2 separate regions of the Mus musculus genome follow, and region 1 is linked to region 2. Evidence: chromatin loops called from intact Hi-C (ENCODE). Cell type or tissue: left cerebral cortex. All regions are shown on one strand. Links, peaks and the distances in the headings refer to the core of each region. The heading gives the core; the rest is flanking DNA.

Evidence for each region. A loop is a pair of places that touch in the nucleus more often than their neighbours do. Peaks named below come from ENCODE experiments on the same cell type or tissue, not always from the same donor. Only the 100,000 strongest peaks of a DNase experiment are listed, where the experiment ranks them.
Region 1: a loop joins it to region 2, with 6 times the contacts of the local background. A loop is called at or near these places in 6 of 42 quality-filtered maps.

What each region holds. Positions count from the first base shown.
Region 1 is chr8:126,291,851-126,302,719 of GRCm38, forward strand. All of the region lies in intron 2 of Slc35f3 (solute carrier family 35, member F3), which reads left to right. Among named protein-coding and RNA genes, the nearest start is that of Gm31165, 5.7 kb to the left of the region's middle. In left cerebral cortex, for the core only: CTCF peaks have their summits at 5,615 (motif pointing right), 6,828 (motif pointing right), 7,860 and 8,729; DNase peaks (open chromatin) are centred at 5,645, 6,082, 6,691, 7,090 and 3 more places; H3K4me3 peaks cover 2,875 bases; H3K27ac peaks cover 2,189 bases.
Region 2 is chr8:126,377,930-126,388,798 of GRCm38, forward strand. It overlaps Slc35f3 (solute carrier family 35, member F3), which reads left to right. Exons shown (of 8, transcript NM_001363500.1): 4 at 4,186-4,405; 5 at 8,900-9,025. Among named protein-coding and RNA genes, the nearest start is that of Gm51604, 39 kb to the right of the region's middle. In left cerebral cortex, for the core only: a CTCF peak has its summit at 4,979 (motif pointing left); a DNase peak (open chromatin) is centred at 5,105.

The DNA of each region.
Region 1 (10,869 bases), core at 1,877-9,876, 86 kb before region 2:
AGAGGGTCGACATCAGTGGCGGGCCTCAGAGACACTATGTGTCTGACATTGAGCCCCCAGAGTCCTTGTGGAAGGCGACACTACTAGAAGGTTCTACCCAGCTCCTCACTTGAGAAACACAGATGCAGCAGAAGCGCTGTCTTTGCGGGTCCAGATCTCTTCCTCCTGCTTAAGCTGAGGCAAATCCAAGTTTGGTCCCCTTGACTCGCCCTTGGAAGCAAACAATGGCGGAGGGGTGGGCTCTGGGTGGCCAAGGATCGGATGTAGGTCAGTAGTCTACAGCCTGCACAGAGGCGGCAGCCGAGGAATCTGAGTACAGGCCAGCTGTGGTCGATGAGTCACCCGGACACTGGCATCAGCTATTTCTGAACTAAACAGCCTCATCTCTCCCTCCTCACCTTGAGGGGGCCTTGGTCTTCAAACACACTTCCCAAAGATCAAGGAGGAAAGAGGCTAAGACTAAAGTGGAAGAAAGTCCTCCTGTGAGCTTCCTCTACCGTGCACCATGGAGGCAGGAAAGAGACGATCAAAAAGAAGAGCAGATGATTCCAGAAAATTCTGGAATTTAGAGTTGTAAGGATACCATCCATTGCTCCCTCTCTTCCTCTCTCCTTCCCTCCCTTCCTCCCTCTTTCTCTCCCTTTGTCTGCCTTCTCTCCTTCTTTCCCCTCCGTCTTCCTCCTCTTCCCCCCTCCCCTCCCCCTCCCTCCCTAACTTTCTGTTTCTGCAGGATATGTGCTCTAGAAACCACATATGCCCGTCCCCACCCCCATACCTGGGGCGCCCAACAGGGAAAGAATGAAAACAAATGCCCTCCGGTGCTGGGTCTGACTGTTGTGTGTGGGCTATATCCATGACCAAGCCCCTGTAATTTCTCAGCTGCACCGGAAGGGTTTTCTTAAAGATGAGAGGGTTAAGCACAGAGCAGGGGTTTGGGCCCAAGATTCTGATAAGAATATATTTTTAAAAAGATTTATTTATTTATTTTGTGTATATGAGTACACTATAGCTGTACAGATGGTTGTGAGCCTTCATGTGGTTGTTGGGAATTGAATTTAGGACCACTGCTCACTCCGGTCAACCCTGCTGGTTCTGGCCCAAAGATTTATTTATTATTATAAATAAGTACACTGTTACATTGTAGCTGTCTTCAGATGCACCATAAGAGGACGTCAGATATCATTATGGGTGGTTGTGAGCCACCATGTGGTTGCTGGGATTTGAACTCAGGACCTTCAGAAGAGCAGCCACTTACCCACTGAGCCATCTCTCCAGCCCTGATAAGAGTACTCTTTTCTGAGCTGAAGCCCACTGCTGGAAGGACTTTGTGGAACATCGTGTTTCATATCTCCAGGACCTGCTGTATATAAGCTAATGTGTCAGTCTGTACATCCACTCCTCATGATGGCCACCAGCTAGATTTCTCACCGGTTCTGGGGGAGGTAGTCCTGTCCCAGGGAACAGCATCTCCTTGTGAGAAGCATTGTTGGTCAGCGCTGAGGACTGACTCTGGAAGTCCCTGCAGGCTAAGCAAGTGCTCCCCCACTCTTCTGTGCCTTACATCTCTGACACTATCACTCTCAGCCGAGCCCGAGTCTTTGGTCATCACTCTATCCTCCTGAGGAGCAGAGAGTTACAGACCTGTGTGTGCCCCAGGCCAGGCTTCCAGGCGGCCCCCTCTGCTCACCTGGCTCTGCCCCCTAGAAGGCACCACCTGGAGTCACCCCTGCGCATGTGAAACTGGGTCCTGACAAGCAAGCAGACACCCTTGCTCCAACCTTTCTCTGCTTATGTTCAGTGTGGCCCCAGCTCAAGGCTTTAGCTCAACACTAGGGTGAGGTGTTATCTCTTCACTGTTGGGTGGTGGGTGGTTTGGGAGACAGAGGGACATAGATGGATGTCCGGCTGTGACATCCAGTGATCGAGCTCTACGTACCCTCAGCCTGGAGAGAGGAGAGTCAGTTTGTTGGTCCTGAGAGAGGAAAGGATGTGGGGTAATGGGGAGGGTCATTGAGCACCCACCTGGCTCTTTTTCTTGTCCTTGACCAGACTGGAAGGGACATCCTCACCCCTGGACATCCTTGCCTGCTGGTACTGCCCCAAGTTTCTCAGCCAGACTCAGGGCCCCTTTCTTACTGGGGGATGATACAGGCTCCACTCTGAACCCTCCCGGGCTCTGTCCGCCGGTTCATCTGCTTCCTGGCGCCTCTTTAAGTGATTCTTTTTAAGTACCAGTAACCACAAAAATAATTTGTTATTCTTAACTATTTAATTCTGTGAAGGACAGTGTTGCTATTTCACAGTGAATTAATTGAAATAGTCTGCCTACCTTCCCACTCCTGAAAACCCTCCTGCATTTATTTTTTTTTTTTTAAATTTCTAGCACACTAAGTAAAAGGCTTCACAGCACCTACCATGGGCAATAAGTAGGCAACAAGAAAGACAAACTCACAATGGGAGGGTGGCTCAATGGGTAAAGCATTTGCTGTGCAAGGATGAGGAACTGAGTTCAAACCCCCAGAAGTCGCATAAAAGCTTGAATGCCTGAAGTCCCGGCCCTACTACAGGGAGATGGGTGGCAGAGTCAGGAGAACACTGGGAAGCTCTCTGGCCAGCTAGCCTGATATACAGAGCCGGAAAACAACAGAGAGACAGTGCCCCAGCCAGGTGAGATGTGAAGGTTGGTACTGAAAACAGTCCTTAGAATGTCAGCACACAAACACCATGACATGTGTGTGCAGTGTTCACACATACACACTCACACACACACACATACACACACACACACACTGCATATACACACAAAACAAAATAAAGATAATTGCTCGTAATCAGCATTCATTTTTGTAAAGGGCAGACAGAAGAGAAGAGAGTGGTCATCCTATGGCAGAACATTCCCGTGTTGTAACGATAATACTTTAAGTAATACAGCATTTATGCACACATATACATACTGTATATACACCTAGGTGTGCATCTCTGTGCACCTCATTTACATGCACACAGGTGATGATATCTAAGATATCTCCCCAATTTTCAGTATAATGTCTGGCTCACAGAGATCCAAAGTCATCCTTTTTAGTATATAATTATTTTCTGTGGTGTGGGCGTTGAACCCAGAGTCTCAAACATGCTAGGCAGGTACCCTATCCCTGGGCGTTGTCCACTGCTCTCCTTTTAGTTTCATTTGGGGACAGAGTCTCACCAAGTTGCCCAAGCTGACCTTGACATCCCTCTGTCACTCAGGCAGGACTTGATCTTGTGGTTATCCTGCCTTGATTTCTGTCTGCCGCCATGCCTGGATAGAATAGTTTCATTTGGTTTTATCTTTATGTGTATGGGTGTTTTGCACACACATATGTCTGTGCCCAATTGTATGTCTAGGGCCTTCAAAAGCTAGAAGAGGGAGTCTGATTCCCTGGAACTGGAGTTACAGATGGTGGTGAGCCACCATGTCGATGTTGGGAATAAAACCTGGGTCCTCTGCAAGAGCAGCTGGTGCTGTTCATCGCTGGGCCGTCTCGCCAGCCCCTAGTGTAGGTTTTTGCTAGGTGCAAAATTCAGTTTTGTCTATGAAAAAACAAAAACAGTGAAACAGCTCCTAGGAGTAAGAGTCTGCTCTCAGCCGGGCATGGTGGCACATGCCTTTAATCCCAGCACTTGGGAGGCAAGAGGCAGGCGAATTTCTGAGTTCGAGGCCAGCCTGGTCTATAGAGTGAGTTCCAGGACAACCAGGGCTACACAGAGAAACCATGTCTCAAAACAAACAAACAAACAAACAAACAAAACCCAAAACAAAAACAAAAACAGAAATTCTGCTCTCACTGGACATACAGCAAAAAGCAGCATTCTGAGATATGGGGAGGCTGTGACAATTCCTACCTAGAGAGGTGATTCCATACAACCCAAATTTTAGCAGAGATTATCACGTTTATAGTTTTAGAAACTTTCTTTCAGCTCTGCTACCTTTTAATAAGGAGGCAGAGGCAGGCAGATTTCTGAGTTTGAGGCCAGCCTGGTCTACAAAGTGAGTTCCAGGACAGCCAGGGCTACACAGAGAAACCCTGTCTCGAAACAAACAAACAAACAAAACAACAACAACAACAAAAACAACAAAAGAGTTTGTTTTAGCTGGGCAGTGGTGGCACATGCCTTTAATCCCAGCACTCAGGAGGCAGAGGCAGGTGGATTTTCTGAGTTCGAGGCTAGCCTGGTCTACAAAGTGAGTTCCAGGACAGCCAAGGCTACACAGAGAAACCCTGTCTCGAAACAAAACAAAACAAAACAGCCAGAGTTGCTGCCAGGACAGGTCAGCAGTAGAATGCTTGCTTAGCACACACACGACCCTATTCCCACCCAGAACCGGGAAACCTGGGTTGATCTTCAGAGAGGACGCATTACAGTTGAGATTATAGAGATGACGCAGTCTATAAAGTACTCGATTTGCAAGCCCAATGACCAGAGTTTAATCCCTAGAACCCACATTTTAGAAGTTGGAAGTGCTGACCTGTGTGGGGCCAGCCTACCCTACTAGTCCGGTTCCAGGCCAGTGGGAGACCTGTCTCAAACAAACATGATAGGCAGCCTTTGGGGGCCAACAGGTGAGTCTTCTAACCTTAGTCTCAATTGTGTGCACACACATGCAAAAAACCTGCGCATACAGACAAGCGGGGGAGGGGTGGAACCTTGCGATAGAGTCTGAGCTGCTTGTTCTCCGGGTAGAACCTGCACTGAGGTGACTGACTGGGGGGCTCCAGGTGACCACTTCCATCGGCAAAGCTGCAACTCAGGAGATTGGCTCTCTTTAAGACGTGTCCCCATGCTTTGGTAGTCTTTAGGAAGTCTAAGCCTCACTTCAGCCCTATGGATGGACTATGACAGGGGGGACTTAAAACACATGCCTGTAACTGCATTTAATCAAGATTAGACCTCAGTTCTGAGGCTCTCAGAACTGTAACTTTGTGCTGAAGATTCCCCCCACAAAGATCCTTCAGACAACATGGGCCTGAGGATCACTGAGCAGAGCCTAGGTTAAGGACATGTTTGGCCTTCACCTCATACGGTGCATCTTGATGGATATCATGACTGTATAACCTAGCCATACTGGCTGCTTTTGTGTATCAACTTGACACAAGCTGGAGTTATCACACAGAAAGGAGCCTCCCTTGAGGAAATGCCTCCATGAGATCCATCTGTAAGACATTTTCTCAATTAGTGATCAAAGGTGGGAGAGCCCATTGTGGGTGGTGCCATTCCGGGGCTGGTAGTCCTGGGTTCTATAAGAAAGCAGGCTGAGCAAGCCAGGGGAAGCAAGCCAGTAAGTAACATCCCTCCATGGTCTCTACATCAGCTCCTGCTTCCTGACCTGCTTGAGTTCCAATCCTGACTTCCTTTGATTATGAACAGCAATGTGGAAGTGTAAGCTGAATAAGTCCTTTCCTTCCCAACTTGCTTCTTGGTCATGATGTTTGTCCAAAAATACAAACCCTAAGACACTAGCACATTTAATTTAACCTCTAAGCTTGTATCTAAAGAAGGGAATGGCTTTATACCATCATCAGTAGTGAGTGGTCTTGGGTGAGACAAGTTCCCAGGAAGAGTAATTCAGAGACTGCCACTAGAGGGCTCTGCAGTGACCTGGGAACCTCTTCCCTGCAGAGATGGGAGAGCAACCTTGAGGAGCCCTGGCCCTGTGTAGATTGTATCCCTGTGTTTATCTTTGCCATTCAGGAAGATGAATCAAGAGTAGCTACTTCTAGGAGCTTCCTCTGGAGACCTGGGCATATGCAAGTGGACAGCACCAGAAACAGCTGGTTGGAACTGCACTCAGGGAATTTTGTCATGGTGGTACCTTTCTCCACCTGTGTCTGAGCACCTGCTGCCCTTATGGAGATTATAATGATGTCATACAGTGCAATAGCGATTCTGAGACAGACTCTGAAACTCCCTGTAGTCTTTAGGGGTGGGCACAGTGATACCAGTGTAGTAGTTTCTAGAACTTTCTTTTTGTCCCCCCAGGAGTTTGGCCTCTCAAGTCTTTTTTTAATTTATGTATATATGTATTGCCTGGCTGTACGTGCACAGTGTGTGTGTGCAGGTGCCGGCTGAGGCCAGAGGAGGGCGTCAGGTCCCCTGAAACTGGAGTTACAGGGGGTTGTGAGCCATCCTCTATGAAGGTGAGGGGTGGGAACCGAACCCAAATCTTCTGTACCAGCAGCAAGTGTTCCTCTCAGCTAGCTGGTCACTCTAGCTCTTAAGCCTTTGTTTTCTTCTAAGGACTTTGTATTTTCTTCCCCGAATGGGGCTGTCCTGGGGGATAGGGTGGGGTAGCGGGGGTGGGGGGGTGGGGGGGGTGGGCAAAGAAAATAATCTTCTAGCCCTCCAGAAGGGAATGCAAGTTGTGGGGGTCTCCATCCCACCTCCACCTTCACTCTCTGTAAAACAATTCAGGGCCCCGGCAGAGCCAACCACCTGCGTAGATAAACTGGTGCAACACTGTCTTTACTGCCAAGGGTCTCGCTAAGATTCGCTGGCCTCATGGAAGGGCTCATGGAGAAGGAGGGGGCCTGGGGCCGCAGTCAGGACGCGCCTGGGAGCTAGGGCGCGACCGTGGGCTGCAGGGCGGGCGTCCCGGGCGGGGGCGGAGCAGGTGAGCCGGCCGGGTGGGCGTGGGGAGTGCACTTGTACGTGACGTTGGAGTTTGCAGCGAGCCGGGAGTAGGAGGCTGTGCGCGCGTGTGTGGAGCGCTGCGCGGCCAGGAGGATGTGCGCGGCGGGGCGGCCACCGCAGTGAGTCGCGGCGACAGGAGCGGGCTGCAGCCCGGGGGGGAGCCTGAGGCGAGGGCCAGCAGGAGGCCGCGGGCCCGGAGAGGCGCGCTGCCCGGCCCCAGGATGTAGGCGATCGGCGGCGGCGCTCCTGCTGGCGGCCGGCTCACCATGAAGAAGCACTCGGCCAGGGTGGCCCCGCTCAGCGCCTGCAACAGTCCGGTCCTGACCCTCACCAAAGTGGAAGGTAAACGGGCGGCCGCATGGTGTTGGGGTGCCCGGGCCTGAGGCGTCTGTCCCTGACCCAGAGGGACACCTGGCTGCTAGCGGGGCGGGGGCGGCAGCTTCGGGACGCTGTCCGCAGTGCAGCCTCGCTGCTGGTGGGGACCTGGAGGCTCCAGCCGCTTGGAGCTCCTGCCGGGGTGGGGTGACGCGCCATCTGCACCCAGGGCACATACAGTGTGATGCACCTGGTAGTTCTGCACCCCTGGGTGCCTTTTCTCACTGTCCTCAGGCTTGTGCCCGCAGGGCAGAAGAAAGCCAAGTGCTAACCATTGAGCCTCTCTCTCTCTCTCTCTCTCTCTCTCTCTCTCTCTCTCTCTCTCTCACACACACACACACACACACACACACACGCATGCACACACAGAGGAGTGGGTGGCCTGGGTTAGGAGAATATCTCTGGCACCCCACCCCAGGAGCCCAGAGGTGAGGCCCATCTCTACTGGAAGGTAGAGGAGACCAGTCTGGCTGATTGCAGGTGGAGAAAGATTGGCAGGTGAGGGGAATCCCGGCACCAGTCTGTAAACACGGTCTTACTCAGGCCTGATAGGCAAGAGAGGGGCTCCGAGAGGCCCACCAGAAAGTGTTCCTGCACTGCCAGTCCTTTCTTCAGCACAGAACCGCCCCCAGTCGGGGGATGTGAGAGAGAAGGGGCCACGGAGGAGGGTTGTGAGTTACTCAGACACAGCTGTCATTCTGCTGGCCTGAAAGAGGACCTTGCTTTCCAAGGGAAAGGGTCCTCTTAGCTCTCAGCTCCTCCTGCAGGAGGCAGCTGCAGAAGGAGGAACTCTCCTCTCTGTAGCTAACCGAGCTGGCCAGGGGTAGAAAGGAGTACCTGTCTAGGGGGTCCAAGAGCCTCCATCCAAGTCTTTGCTGACTGGAGGAGGCATGACTCCAAAGACTCTGGTTTATGCCCACGACCTGAGTCGGGCCCTCTATGGGTCTGTGAGGTCCCTGTACCCACTTGTGTGTGTTCCATGTTGGAATAAGCCCGAGGACCAATTGCTATTAGACCAGTGGTTCTCAGCTTGTGGGTTGTGAACCTTTTGGGGGGTCACATATAAGATGTCCTCATATCAGATACTTACATTATGATTCACAACAATAGGGAAATTAGAGTTATGAAGTAGCAATGACATAATCTCATGGTTGGGGGCACAACACGAAGAACTGTATTAAAGGGTCACAGCATTAGGAAGGCTGAGAACTACTACACTAGACAAGAGGTTGGTAGGTGTGTGTCCCCAGCTCCACGCTGGATCCATCCTGCTACCTGCAGATGAGGACCAGGAGCCCAGAAGGGTGGTAGACTGGTGCAAAGCCTACAGCTGCTGTGTGGTGACACAAGAAGTCATAAGCTGTGGGACCTCAAAGTCATACCTTTTTATCAGAATGGCATCTTGCAGTAGCATGCAGATACCCATTTCTCTTTACTTTTTTTTTTCCCTCTGTGATTGTCTCCACCCTCAGCATCCTATTCTCAAGAAAGGCTTGGGGCTGATTAGCAGCATCAGAAATTAGCAAAAGAACTTGCTCTCCTAGGGACGGTAGTGCTATGAGCCTCCTTCTGTACACATGTGAGTGAAGAGGGGACCCGGAGCTGGAGTATCCACTCGGAAGCATCTCCACGGAAGCTAAGCACTTCCATCTGCTAGATAGGCAGGTTGAGGTTGGTTCTCTGAGGCAGCAACAGAGAATAGGCTCCCCCTAGCCAGCTTCAGGGAGGCATGCCTGAGCTGACCCTCAGTGGTGAGGCCTTTCTGTTATGATTTATAACAGTAGCAGAATTACAGTTATGAAGTAGCAATGAAATAATTTTATGGCTGCGGGTGGGTACAACATGAGGAGCTGTATTAAAGGGACACAGCATTAGGAAGGTTGAGAACCACTGCCCTAGACAAAGGTTGGTAGGGATGTGTGTGTGTGTGTGTGTGTGTGTGTGTGTGTGTGTGTGTGTGAGAGAGAGAGAGAGAGAGAGAGACTCAGAAATGCATTCAAAAAACACAGCAGACATGGGGGAGGGTCCTGGAGGTCGCCTGGTGGGAGAGGAGGAAACTGACAGCCCTCCCCCATTACCTTAGTGAACACAAGTCTTCCTTTCACACTCCCATGGCATCTACTTTATCATGGTCATTTCCATATGCATGTCTGTGGCTCATGGCAAAGGTGGAGAATTAAGATCTGGATGGATGGAGGACTGAGTCTGCCCCTTGTAGAGTATGGCTTCAGTGTATCACAAACCCTGAGCCTCAGCTTTCTCAACTGTAAAGGAGGTGAGGTACAGCCTGCCTCAACAGATCTCGAAGCCAGGAATTACAATAAAGGCAATACCTAACATGTGCCCATCACACACAGTAGGTGCTTTGTGTGTGTCTGTATCTGTGTGTGTGTGTGCGCGCGCGCGCGCATGTGAGCACGCATGTGTATGGTTAGTTCTCCAGTCGCAGGTCCTCTCGTTCCACAAACATCTTACCTCTCTGCATGTACAAGACAAGTCAACAAGCCAGCAGGCCAGCTGACAGGCCTACTCCTTGTTTGTAGGTTCACACACAATACTTTCCCTCTACCTGACTGTTTTCCCTTAACACTTTTGCTCAGTCTGACTTGGGGGCATATTTTCTAAACGATTTACATATCGTGTGTCTCTTTGGAGTTGTTGAACTATTTTGTTTTGCCTTGAATGCACAGGACAGGGTGGTCTCCATTCTGGAGCTGTTTGTGTGTGAGTGGTTGATTAGGCTACAGGGGTGGAATGCAGCGAGCGAGCGAGCGAGGGATATTTATTAGCTTGTGCAGTGTGTCATCTGAGGGAAGGCAAGAAGGCACCAGCATGTGGTACACATAAAACCAAAATAGAAAATGCAATGCTTGGTTGAGCTCAGAGGCAGGAAGACGGACAGAGTGACTTCAACCTTTACTTCAGCTCTCTGTACTTTGCGCCCTGTAGCTGCTGAGCAGGACCCTGAAAATGAAAAAACTGAACAATGTCAGCTTCATTAGCTTGAAGGAGGTAGAGGAGTAGATAAAATATCAGAAACAAGGTAAAAAAAAATCTAGCACAGAAGTCAAAACAAAAACAGAAAAGCTGGAAATTGAAGAGGTGTCCCTGGGGAGGAAGCCTTCTGAGGAGGAGATCTTTCTGGAAGGAAGAGCTTCTATGGGGCAGACTTCTGAGATCAGGCTTGTCTGAGAAGTCCTGATGAGAAGGCCTGGCTGAGAGGAAGCCTTCCTGATGAGATGTTCTTCTGAGGAGGAGGCTGAGGAGGAGGTAGCTTTCTCTGAGGAGAGGGCATAGAGAAGAGGCCTTTCTGACGAGGTCTTCTGAGGAGGAGGTGGCCTTTCTAAGGAGGGGGTGACCTTCTCGAGGAGAAGTCCTAAGGAGGTGGCTTCTCTGAGGGGAAGGCAGGGGGAGGCAGGCTTTTTTTAAAAAAAGACCCTCTAAGGAGGCCTTTCGTGTGAGATGCTTCTGTAAGAGGAGGCCTTCTTGAAGAAACTTCTTTCTTTAGAGGCTTTTCCAAGGAGGAAGGTTTCCTGAGGAGAACAGCCTTCTGAAGGGAGGCTTTCTGACAAACAACCTTCCTAGTGGAGGCCTTTCTGAAGATGTAGCCTTCCTGAAGAGGAAGTCCTGTAAGGTAGAAGTATTATCACGGAGACGGGGGTGGGGGGTATGAGAAACTCTGTTAGGCACAGAGGGAATGAGAAGCTACTTCAGGCAGAGGAAACAGTGTGTAGACTTGGCCTGGCTGGGAAGAATGAAGAGAGGTGGGGCTAGCTCTCTGGTTGAGAGTGGGGTGGAGGTTTAAAAATGTTTTCTGTCCAGGTG
Region 2 (10,869 bases), core at 1,716-9,715:
TCTGCTTCCCGATAGAGGGATCAGTCTTACCCTCCCAACTGTACTATACGAGGGATCTGGGACTACTCTTGAAAATTAAATATGCAATAACACATTTTAAATCTTTGATAGAAAAGTTGGAACTCAAGATAATCGCTCATAAAATAAAACCAAGATGAAGAGGAAAAGGACAGAAGACAAAACAGATCAAGTAGCTCCAATCTGTAATCCCAGTGTTAAATTAAAAGGAGCCCCTGAAAGTGGCAGGGGAACTAAGAAGGAAAAAAATTATAAAAGAAATGAAGAGAGTGTTTTCTTAATTTAAAACAAATGTTTGTTTAATTTGAGGGGTTTTACTTTGGGGGCTGGTGGGGGAGGGGGTTGGAGAGATGGGGCAATGATTAGAAGCACTTGCTGCTCTTGCACAGGGCCTGAGTTCAGCTCCCACTACCCACATGAGGTGTCTCCAGCTCTAGAGGATCCAATGCCTTCTTCTGACCTCTGTGTGCATCCACCTGTGCACACACACACACACACACACACACACACACACACACACACACACACACACACACTTCTTGTATTGCTTATATTTCATTGACTCATGAGACATTGAACTGAATTCAGTAGTTGACATACCCAGAACAGTTGGCCACAGCCAGAGCCATAAACAAACACATCTTGCCGTTGGCCATCCTCTGACTTGGATGGTAGGATCTGAAGGGACCTGGGTGCACTGGAGAGTCACCCTTCCGCCTGTCTCTGGTCCGGAGCATCAATGAGAGATGGGATGAAGGATGTTCTACACAGTTATGTGGATGGCCATCAGGAGAGCACTCAGTATGAACCAAGAGGAGTCTGTGACTGAAGTGGATCTCTGCCCCCTCCCCCAGCTCATCTGGGTCCCCCTGCAGTCAGAGGCATACACAGGTGAGCATGCCAGCGGGCATGGATTAGTGCTCAGTTCTTGCTCTTAAACCAGCACAAGGCTCGCTAGCCATCTCGGTCTCATTAGAACCAAGGTCAGCCAAGCTGAACTGTCCCTTTCTGGACATGAATCCTGAGTCCATGATGACTCTGCCAGGACCACGGATCCATAACCCTTGTATTTCTACTTCCTGTCAGGGGCCCACTCAGCTCCACCTTTTTAGCAGCTTGGGAAGTCAGTCTATGTCTCCCCTTCCTCCACTTTTCCACCACTGTCAGGATTTGGAGAAGTCAAATAGATTTGCAGAGAGGATGTAAGCTGTCTAGCTGCCTTTGGATGGCCATGACACAGCACAAATCGTGCTTTATAACACAAACACAAACACACACACACACACACACACACACACACACCGATCTTGACCAGTGGGTTGTGGACTTCTAGCACTCTGTCCTAGTTACTTTCACATGTTGTGTTTAGCACAGTCTCTGATAGGCACAGCTCAGTTCACTGTTGCAGAAGGCTTCAATACATCATGGTGGAGCAGGCATGGCAGAACCTGAGCTTAAGGTGATTCATGTCTTGATGGATCAGGAAGCAGAGAATGTGTGGCAGGAACAACCTAGGGGCTGGGTATGGCTTTCAGGGCCCACCCTTGTGACCTGTTCACACCAGCCAGTCCTACCTCCTCAAGGTTTCTCAGCCTCCCAAATAGTACCACTGGCTAAGGAACGAAGAGTGAGGACCTTCGAGGGACCTTTGAGATTTGCCATAACAGATGGTGATCCCTTATGAAGTACAGAAAGTGAGTTTGTATTCACACCAGGACAGAACCTGTGACCCTGCTGGTGTAGTCATGGAAGTGTGTAACAGCTATCAAGACATGAAGGAAGTTGTTCTCCTTCCTGCAGGGACCCACAGGGGCTTGAGCAACACCACAGAGCGTGAAGTGGGAACACTATAACATCTCACAGCAGACACCAGCCTTTGAGGAAGGAGGAACTAGAATAGCAGCAACACCACCAATCAGTTCGTAGCCTGTTTAGGAACCGGGACATTCTACTCAGTACTGGCTTGTTGAGAAGCCACACGGGACTCCTAGGATCAGCATAGGTGGCAAAACGCTGTCATGTTCTTTGAACCGGAAATGCAATTCTACCTGTTCCCTCCTCACAGGACTTCAGGTCCCTCCCAAATAATTTTTCTGTTTCTTCCATGCCTACATCATAGTTTACCAGTAAACAACACAACCTGCATTTTAGATTGCTTATTAGAAAAATTAAATTAAATTCAAAGTACTATCAAATCTCCTTTGGCTCCTGATTTTAATTTTCTTCCATTGCTGGATTTTAATATTATGTGACTCTAAGAAGACTACTCCCCACTCTAGTGTACTTGGTATTTGGCTAGTGATGTCTTTTCTTAAACTCTGTAAGGATTAGTAAGGCCTGAATCCACTTCTAAGTCACAGGCCAGCTGCTTTCCTTTCTGGACAGCTGCCATGGAGCTACACCATGTCTGTGAGTCTGGACCAGGGACCTCTGGGGACAGCACTTGCCGAGTCTGGATCCTCCTCACCAGGGTCTTCATTCCCAGAAAGCCATGGCTCAGCACCTCTCTCCACGGGCTCTCCATGTTTATCATCCCTTAGGCCTCCCCTGCTCTGCCTCTTTCACTGACTGTGAAAGAAAGGCAGGCTTTGCTTTGCTTAAACATTTTTAAAATACCAGTGAACTCTCCTTGGAAAATCTGGAATTGTCTGAAAGGTTTCTTCTGAAGTGTGTTCTGCCTGGTGCCATCTTGTAAGAACCTGATCTCCTGGATGCACTAGCTGCTTCTCTTCTGGGCAGGCTTAGGGAAGGGGAGACATGAATGTTCACATGATAGTGTAAAGAAGGGAGAGTGAGGCGGTGATGGCGCACACCTTTAATCCCAGCACTTGGGAGGCAGAGGCAGGCAGATTGCTGAGTTCAAGGCCAACCTGGTCTACAAAGTGAGTTCCAGGAGAGCCAGGGCTACACAGAGAAACCCTGTCTTGAAAAAAAACAAACAAATGAAGGGAGAAGATTTGCAGGTAGTTCAAACTATTTGTATTATAGCCAGAATGTATTCGTGTGCTCAAAAACTGCTCATCCAATGGCTGGAAAGATGGCTCTGTAGTCATAAACATTTGCTGCATTTGCAAAAGACCCATGCTCAGTTCCCAGCATCCATATAAAGCAGCTTGCAACTGCCTATAATTCTAGCTTCTGGGGAATCTGACACCCTTTTCTGGCCTCCATGGGCACTTGCACAAAATCCACACAGGCATGCATAAGCACGCGCACATGCACACACAGAGTCAAATAAGTCTTTCTACAGTGCTTATCTCTGCCTAACCACGAAGGAAAACTACCCATTCTTATTCACCACCTTCCCCATCAGAAAAGACAAATAAAAAATGCTCTAGCCCACACAGGGGTGCTCCAGCCTCTACACATTGTGACTTGATATCCTCACCCACAATGCTCGCCTTTGAAAACCACACCGTCAAGCTGCAGGATGGATCTCAGTGTCAAAGTAAGTTTACAACCCTCTTGTTGAGCCTTCGACCCATGAGTCATGGGTCAGATGCTCCAGCCAGTGACTTTCATCTTCCACTTGAAAGTTACTGAACCCCACAGTCAGCTCCTATGGACTTGAGTCTTCCGGTCAGATAATCCTGGCACACCTGCCATGAAAGCTGCCACTCCATGGAGTAAGCAGAAGGAACAACAGCCGGTGACATCATGCCACAGTGTGGGGCTGCTCACCGTCACCTCTCACTGCAGCTCCTGGGGACCAACCATCCCCTCTGGCCTCTGCGGGCCCAATAACACAAATATGCATCGATAGATAATAAAAATAATAGCAACTAAGAGACCTAGTCCTTTTTTGTTTTGTTTCCCCCACTTTGAGGCAGGAGCTCACGTATACCAAGTTGGCTTCAAACTTGCTGTATGTTAAGGATGATTTTGAATCTCCAATCCCTCCCTCCACCTCCCAAATGCTGGAATTACAGGGTTGTGCCTGCAGGGCTGGGGATGGAAACGAGGACTTCTTGCATGCTAGGCAAAAACGTTCCACCAAATGAACCACATTCCCCTCCCTGTTAATTTTTCTTTTGCTTATTAGCTGAGTAGAAGGTAAGTCATGGTTTGTATGAACCCAAGATGATAACTAACTAACTCTCTCTCTCTCTCTCTCTCTCCCCTCCCCTCTGCTCCCCTCCCCCTCCCCCTCCCCTCCCCTCATTTTAGGGAATGCTGTCGGTTCTTTGGAGACAATGGCTTGACTCTGAAAGTGTTCTTTACCAAGGCAGCACCTTTTGGTGTTCTTTGGACTCTCACAAACTACCTGTACTTACACGCAATAAAGAAGATAAACGCCACAGACGTCTCCGTCCTGTTCTGCTGCAACAAATCATTTGTTTTCTTGCTGTCGTGGATTGTTCTCAGGGACAGATTCATGGGAGTGAGGGTAAGTTCTCCATTAACTGTCTTGCCCCTCTCTGTCGTGCCCAAACCCCGCCCTGCAAGCAGCAGCTGCTGACCGAGGTCCTGATCCTCAGAAGGGTGCGGTTCTTGCTATGGCTTTCAGGCCTCCTTGCTTGCTACCCACGCTAGAGAAGCATTTGTGAGAGCAACTTTCATCCCCGACATTTCCACGAGCATCCCCTAAAGCTCGTACCAAGCAGGGAATCAACCTGGTTTATGTGTCTGGGAGAGGCTCGGGGCCTTGCCTGAACCATGTAGCCAGAAATGCCAGTGCTAAATTAGAGCTGAGAGCTGGGGCAGGGCAGTGGGGTGGGGATTTCACTTCAAACTGTTGATCAAGGGCAAATGCGATGGCATTCCATGAATGGCCAGAATTTTGCCAGAGAAAATTGCATAGTTGATTGAGAGCTAGCCAGATTTCATGACAGCTGTGTGCAGCATGGTAAGTGCAATGCAAAGTCCCAGCAGGAACATGGAAATGCCTAACCCAAGGAGAGGAAATGGGTGCCATTGGTCAAGGACAGAATCTTGGTGGCTCTCTACCTGCTCCCTCTGGTGGTGAGGGGCTGCCTCTGCTGTTCTTCTCCTTGCCACAGAGTAGGCCAGAACACTGGTCACTTAGAGCACAGCTGATCATCTCCTCCTTCCTTCCTGAAGCTCAGGGCCCGGTGCTGGGTAGCCTCACTCGAGCTAACCTTGCTGGCAACCATCAAGAGGCAGACTCCGGGTCCTCTGCTTCTGTCCTTGCTTCACTGTCCTGAGACGAATGACATCACCTTTAGGGTGGGCTTACGCCCACCTGAGTTATACAAACAGCAGTGGGGACGTGAGTCAACTGCTGGTTCATATTTTTAGCTTACAGCAGGGGGAGAGTTTGTTTTGAGGCTCAGTGTTAATTTTGGAATAAAAACTCACGCCCCAGGCTGCCACCCAGAAAAGCCTTCAGTAAATCAATGATCTAATATGTGTCTGGAGGGGCTGCAGGTGCTTCACACAGACTCAGAGCTAAAGACTTGGGTGTGCCGGGGTCACTAATCCATGGTTATGCCTTTGCAGGCTTTACTTAGGGGTCAAAGAATCAAGAGACTCCATAGAGCTTTGGGGCATGATGCAGATGTCCCGAGCAATTTTTTTTGTTATGGGAAAGAGATGCTTCAAGGTCAATGGCACAGAAACAGAAAGAGATGTGGGTGAGAGTAAACTTGAGCTATTCAGCCGACTTGCAGAACACAGTGTGGTTGAGATCTGTGCTCGTTTGTTGTTTGTGGGTAGGAGACTTTCCTATACCCTTCTACTGGGATATAGCCTGGCAATGCTAGCCTCTGTTTAACGTGCTCTCTACTGACCCCTGCACACTACAGGTTTGTGTTAGGCTTTCGGTACTCAGTGGGTGCTGTAGGGAGAAGCTACAGGGCCGCATGGATGACAGGATGTTGTAATATGCATACACTGTGCAGGCAGGCATGCTCTCCTTTTAGAAGTGCATGGCCGGTCACTGAAGAACTTCCCACTGTAGGCTACAGGATCAATACAAAGCTCAGAAAGCTCATGGAATCCATGAGGCAAAATGAGAGACAGCTGGCGGCCACTCAAGTCCTTGTCAGGGATGGGCAGTTCCTGCTTCTAGGGAATTATCAAAGTCTTACTAGTTACTGTAGCTTCCAGCCTGGGGGTTGGGTGATCAATGCCAGCTTCATAGACGTGAAGGATAGGACCAAGGCTCCTCCTTGTGGAGGAGAAGACTTGCAAGAAGCGGGGTTATGGGGCAGCAGGGGCAGCAAATAAGACTTGTGTGGTTAAAATAATTGCTTCAGTCACCCAGTTACAGCTTATTGAAGATGGGAAGGGGCATCCGCAGTTCTAGTGACCTAGGTGGTGGACAGGTCCAAAATGTAAGGAAACATATCTTCTAATACTCTGGAGACCCTGGTCACTTCTGGTGTCACCAGGTGGTTGCTGCTGAGGTGTCTGTTTAAACATAGCTCTGCCGGTCCCCAACTCTGCTTACAATTAATTCTGTGAGTCCTGGGACAAAGGTTCTCACATGGTAGCCAAATGCTCAGACTGGGAGCCAGTGACAAGGCTGTGCATCCATGAGCAGAACCAATGTTGGAACTGTAGCTTGCCTAGACTTTAAAGTGGCCAGAGAAGAGAGGCTATCATCTGGTGCCCTGGATTGGGACGTTGTATCAAGAACCTGTGAATCCACAGGACAAACTTGACAGATGTGAGGAGAATCCAGTGTCGCACAGAAAATAGGCAGGGGATGCTTTCACACGGAATCCAGAACCCTCCAGTGTCTCAGTGTATGGAACATAAAGCCAGCGGATATCTTCCATACCACACTTGGCCTCCTTGAACTCTCAGGCTAGATGAGGACCCGGGCTCTGATCTTCTGACTGAAGGATCTTGAAAGCAAGATGGGAAAGCATCCACACACTTTGGAAGGCAACCTCACCTTCCAAAGGGCCTCCTACTAAAGCCTCAGAGAGCAGGGATCACACAGATCCACAGACCTCAAGACCAGTGCTAGGACCCCAGGAAGTCACTGTCTCTGGTACTTCCTGCCTGAGTGAACACACAGGGCTGAGCTGTCTGTCTCCACAGCTGAGGGCAGCCTCGCCTGCTCTTGTCTGGCTCCTCTAGTCTATCCCTGAATCTCTGCACAGCCCAGTTGAGATGGAAGCTCTTAACTGTTGATTGTTAACTGGTAATGAAGAACATGGGAGAGGCTGGAATCTGCCTTGCAAGTCTTCAGGAAAAAATAACCCAGTCTCCTTTGTTACTTCAGATGTCAGTCCACATACTTTCAGAATTATCATAAATCTGTCTCTTCTTCTCTTCTCTTCTCTTCTCTTCTCTTCTCTTCTCTTCTCTTCTCTTCTCTTCTCTTCTCTCCTCTCCTCTCCTCTCCTCTCCTCTCCTCTCCTCTCCTCTCCTCTCCTCTCCTCTCCTCTCCTCTCCTCTCCTCTCCTCTCCTCTCTCTCTCTCTCTCTCTCTTCTCTCCCTCTCCCTTTCTCCCTCCCTCCCTCTCCATTTCTCCCTCTCCATCCCTCTCCCTCCCTCTCTTTCTCCCTCTCTCTCCCTCTCCCCCCCCACCTTCCTTCTCTCCCTTCCTCTGGGTTTCCTTCATACCAGGATGCCATCAAATTCACAGGGTAACCCAGGATGACCCAGACATACCTCTATCCACACCTAAGAGCACGGCAGGCCCTAGATCACTCTGTGTTTTAGTTGCTTCTCTTGTTGCTGACAAAGGCAGTTTAAGGAAGGGAGAGTTGGCTGTGGTTCTCAGAGGGTTGGAGGGACACAGTACATCATGGTAGTGGAAGACAGAATGACAAGGCAGCTGTCCACACTACACCTGTAGTCAGGAAGCTGGTGCTCAGCTCACCTTCTCCTCACTCCATGGGGTGGTGCCACCCACTCACCTTACCTTCACTAACCCTGTACAAAGTCCCTCACAGACAGGTCTAGTGTTCCCAGGGTGAGAGTCTAAATCCCCTCAAGCTGGCAATGATGATTAGCCACACACCCTGGTGATGTTACCCATCTAAATGTTAAACCAGATTTGCTATCCAATAGCCTCTGTTTAGACTCTTCCGCCTCCAGCTGTGGGCCCTGGGGCAGATTCCTTAACCTCTCTGGGTCTTGCTTCTATAAAAGAGGGTGAGTGTCACTAACCCCCTGGTTTGAGCTTAAGCATAGGACATGCTCAATGTTGGCTCCTGAAGCTTAGTCGTCAGATGCTGCCACTAAGGTCAATATTGAAGGGTCTCCCCCTCTCCTAGCTCCCTGGGGGCTCTGTGAGCACTGCAGCTGCCTCTGCTTGGACTCTGCATGTGTTCTGGATGCCAGAACTCTTTCCCTTAGAGATTGCACCCCACAACCTGCAAGTGCTAAGAACAGCATAGAGGAGAGACCCAGGGAAGAAATGGCTAAGGAGAAGGGAGAGGGACCACACTTCTGGGTCAAGGTGTGATCTACAGTCCTCAAAGGACAGTGGTGTTGCCAGCCCCTAGGGCTAGTGTGTCAAAGTGAGGACAACTTCTGCTCCCACCACCGTGTGATCCCTGTTGTGAATTAAAAACACCAAGTCTGGGCCCTGTAAGGTACCTGTGGAAGATGGGAAGAGAACTCAGTAGTTCCCAGGTGCTGACTAGGTACTTAACCTCAGGCCTTGTCATGACTGAAGAACCTGTCCTCAGAATATAATCACCAACCTGTCAAGGCTCAGTGGCCAGCCCTGGATGCAGCCTGAGACAAAGCCAAACCACCACCCTGGCTACCCGTGCCTCAGCAGTTTGGTTCTGCTCGGATAGGTGTCCTGTAAGCTCCAGCCCTTCTCGCTCCATGAGTCTATCTGGAAGAACCCATGAATGGAACATTCTACCTCTTAAAGCACTTACACCTCCTTCCAAGTCCTTATAATGTCTCCTCCCTCCATGACCTGACAATGTTTTTCTCCCTCTCATAGATCGTGGCCGCCATCCTTGCCATCGCTGGCATTGTCATGATGACCTATGCCGATGGCTTCCACAGTCACTCAGTCATTGGCATAGCCCTGGTGGTGGGCTCTGCTTCCATGTCAGCCCTTTACAAGGTAGGCACAATGAATGCACCTTCCCCGCAGGTTTGGGCATAGCAGAGCTCTGGGACTCACAGCCTGTCACTTCAGACATTCAGGATGGTGTGTGAGCTTCTAAAAAGAGTATATATTTCCAGTATGCATGAAGAGACAGACAGCACCAGAGCAGGGTCCAAGCAGGCAGCTGAGAAAGACGGGACCCCTGGACCCATCCATGCTTGTGCCTGATGGGACATGGAGACTGGATTATGTGTATGTCTTTGTCATATAACTCCGTGGCTGTGTGATTTGGGGAGCACCAAGCACTATGAGTCCATGACGGTTCAAACACTACTTGTGAAATAAACACGCAAAAGTATCTTTGGCAAGCGCTCGGCAGAGTGGCTTATGTCTTCCATGCCATCACTCACGGAGGCAGGAGCATTGCCACAAGCTTGTCTTGAGCCTTTGCCTCAGAAAAGAAAAAACAAAGTTTTGACAAATATTAGACGTCGTTGGAAAGTACTCCCTAAGTGCCAGTCTAAAGACAACAAATGACTGTTGCATAGCAGGGTGCCCTGCCCTTACACCAATTCTGTCAGGCTCCATGCCATCATTTCCTAGCTACTGTCTCTCCCTCTCCTCTCTTTTCCTCTTCTCTAGGTCCTCTCTCTCCTCCTTAGATAGAGAATAGAAGATGGAGACATTTCCAGGGCTACAAAATGTCCACACACACACACACACACACACACACACACACACACACACACACACAGCCAATGATCACTTCCTCTAGCTAGGCTCCACCCACCCCCAGGGATCACTTCCTCTAACTAGGCTCCACCCCTGGGTAGCACTTCCTCCAGCTAGGCCCCACCCATTCCCAGGGATCTCTGCCTCTAACTAGGCTCCTCCTCGTAAAGCTTCCAGCTGGGGACCACAAGTTTAAACACACAAGCCTGCGGGGGACACGTCACCTTTAAACCACAGCACCTGTCTAGAGGGACTACCTAGACAGTCATTTTCCCGATTGCCTGCATATATGTGGGGAGCATACCAGGCAAAGGAACCAGGAAGACTAGACGGACAGCCACTTGACTGGGCTCCTTATTCACAAAACAAGTTGGATAGGGCCCACTGTGATGCCTGAGTCCAGCTTCTGGCCACACAGTCACATCTGTCCTCTGTCTCCAGCCCTTTGAATATCAAAAATGATGTGCAAACAAGACTACTGCAGGAGGATTGAGTCTAGTGCAGTTCATTAAGGCCTGTGCCATTTCTACAAAGGGAGGTAAGATGGAGCAGAGACTAGCAAAGTCCCTCAATTTTGTTTCAGAGAAAACATCTTTGCAGATAAAGGCCTCTTTTTTTTTTTTGGGTGGGGGGAGGAGGGGATGGCTGTTTGATGTGCTGCTCACAGGTAAAACTGCTTGCCCTGCAAGCATGGGGTCCGGAGTTCAGAATCCCAGTCCTCTTTAAGTGCTAACTGGGCATAGCAACCCATCTATGATCCCAGTACATGGAAGACAGCGATGAGAGACCCTACAAAGAAGCTGTCTAACTAAACCACCCAGATAGACAAGCTCTGGGTTCAAATAGAGACCCTGTCCCAATATATAAATCCAGGAAATTAATCCAGGAAGACACCAGAGGTCAATCTCTAAGCCTCAGACCCTCAGGGACACACACACACACACACACACACACACACACACACACAGAGAGAGAGAGAGAGAGAGAGAGAGAGAGAGAGAGAGAGAGAGTGAGAGAGTGTAAGAGTATTGTCCTGGGTCAGGATCCATTTGGAGGCTCCAGAGAGGCTGTGCAATTGTGGCTGGCAGACAGTTCTCTGCATTCTAAGCATGGTGCGCATAACATAT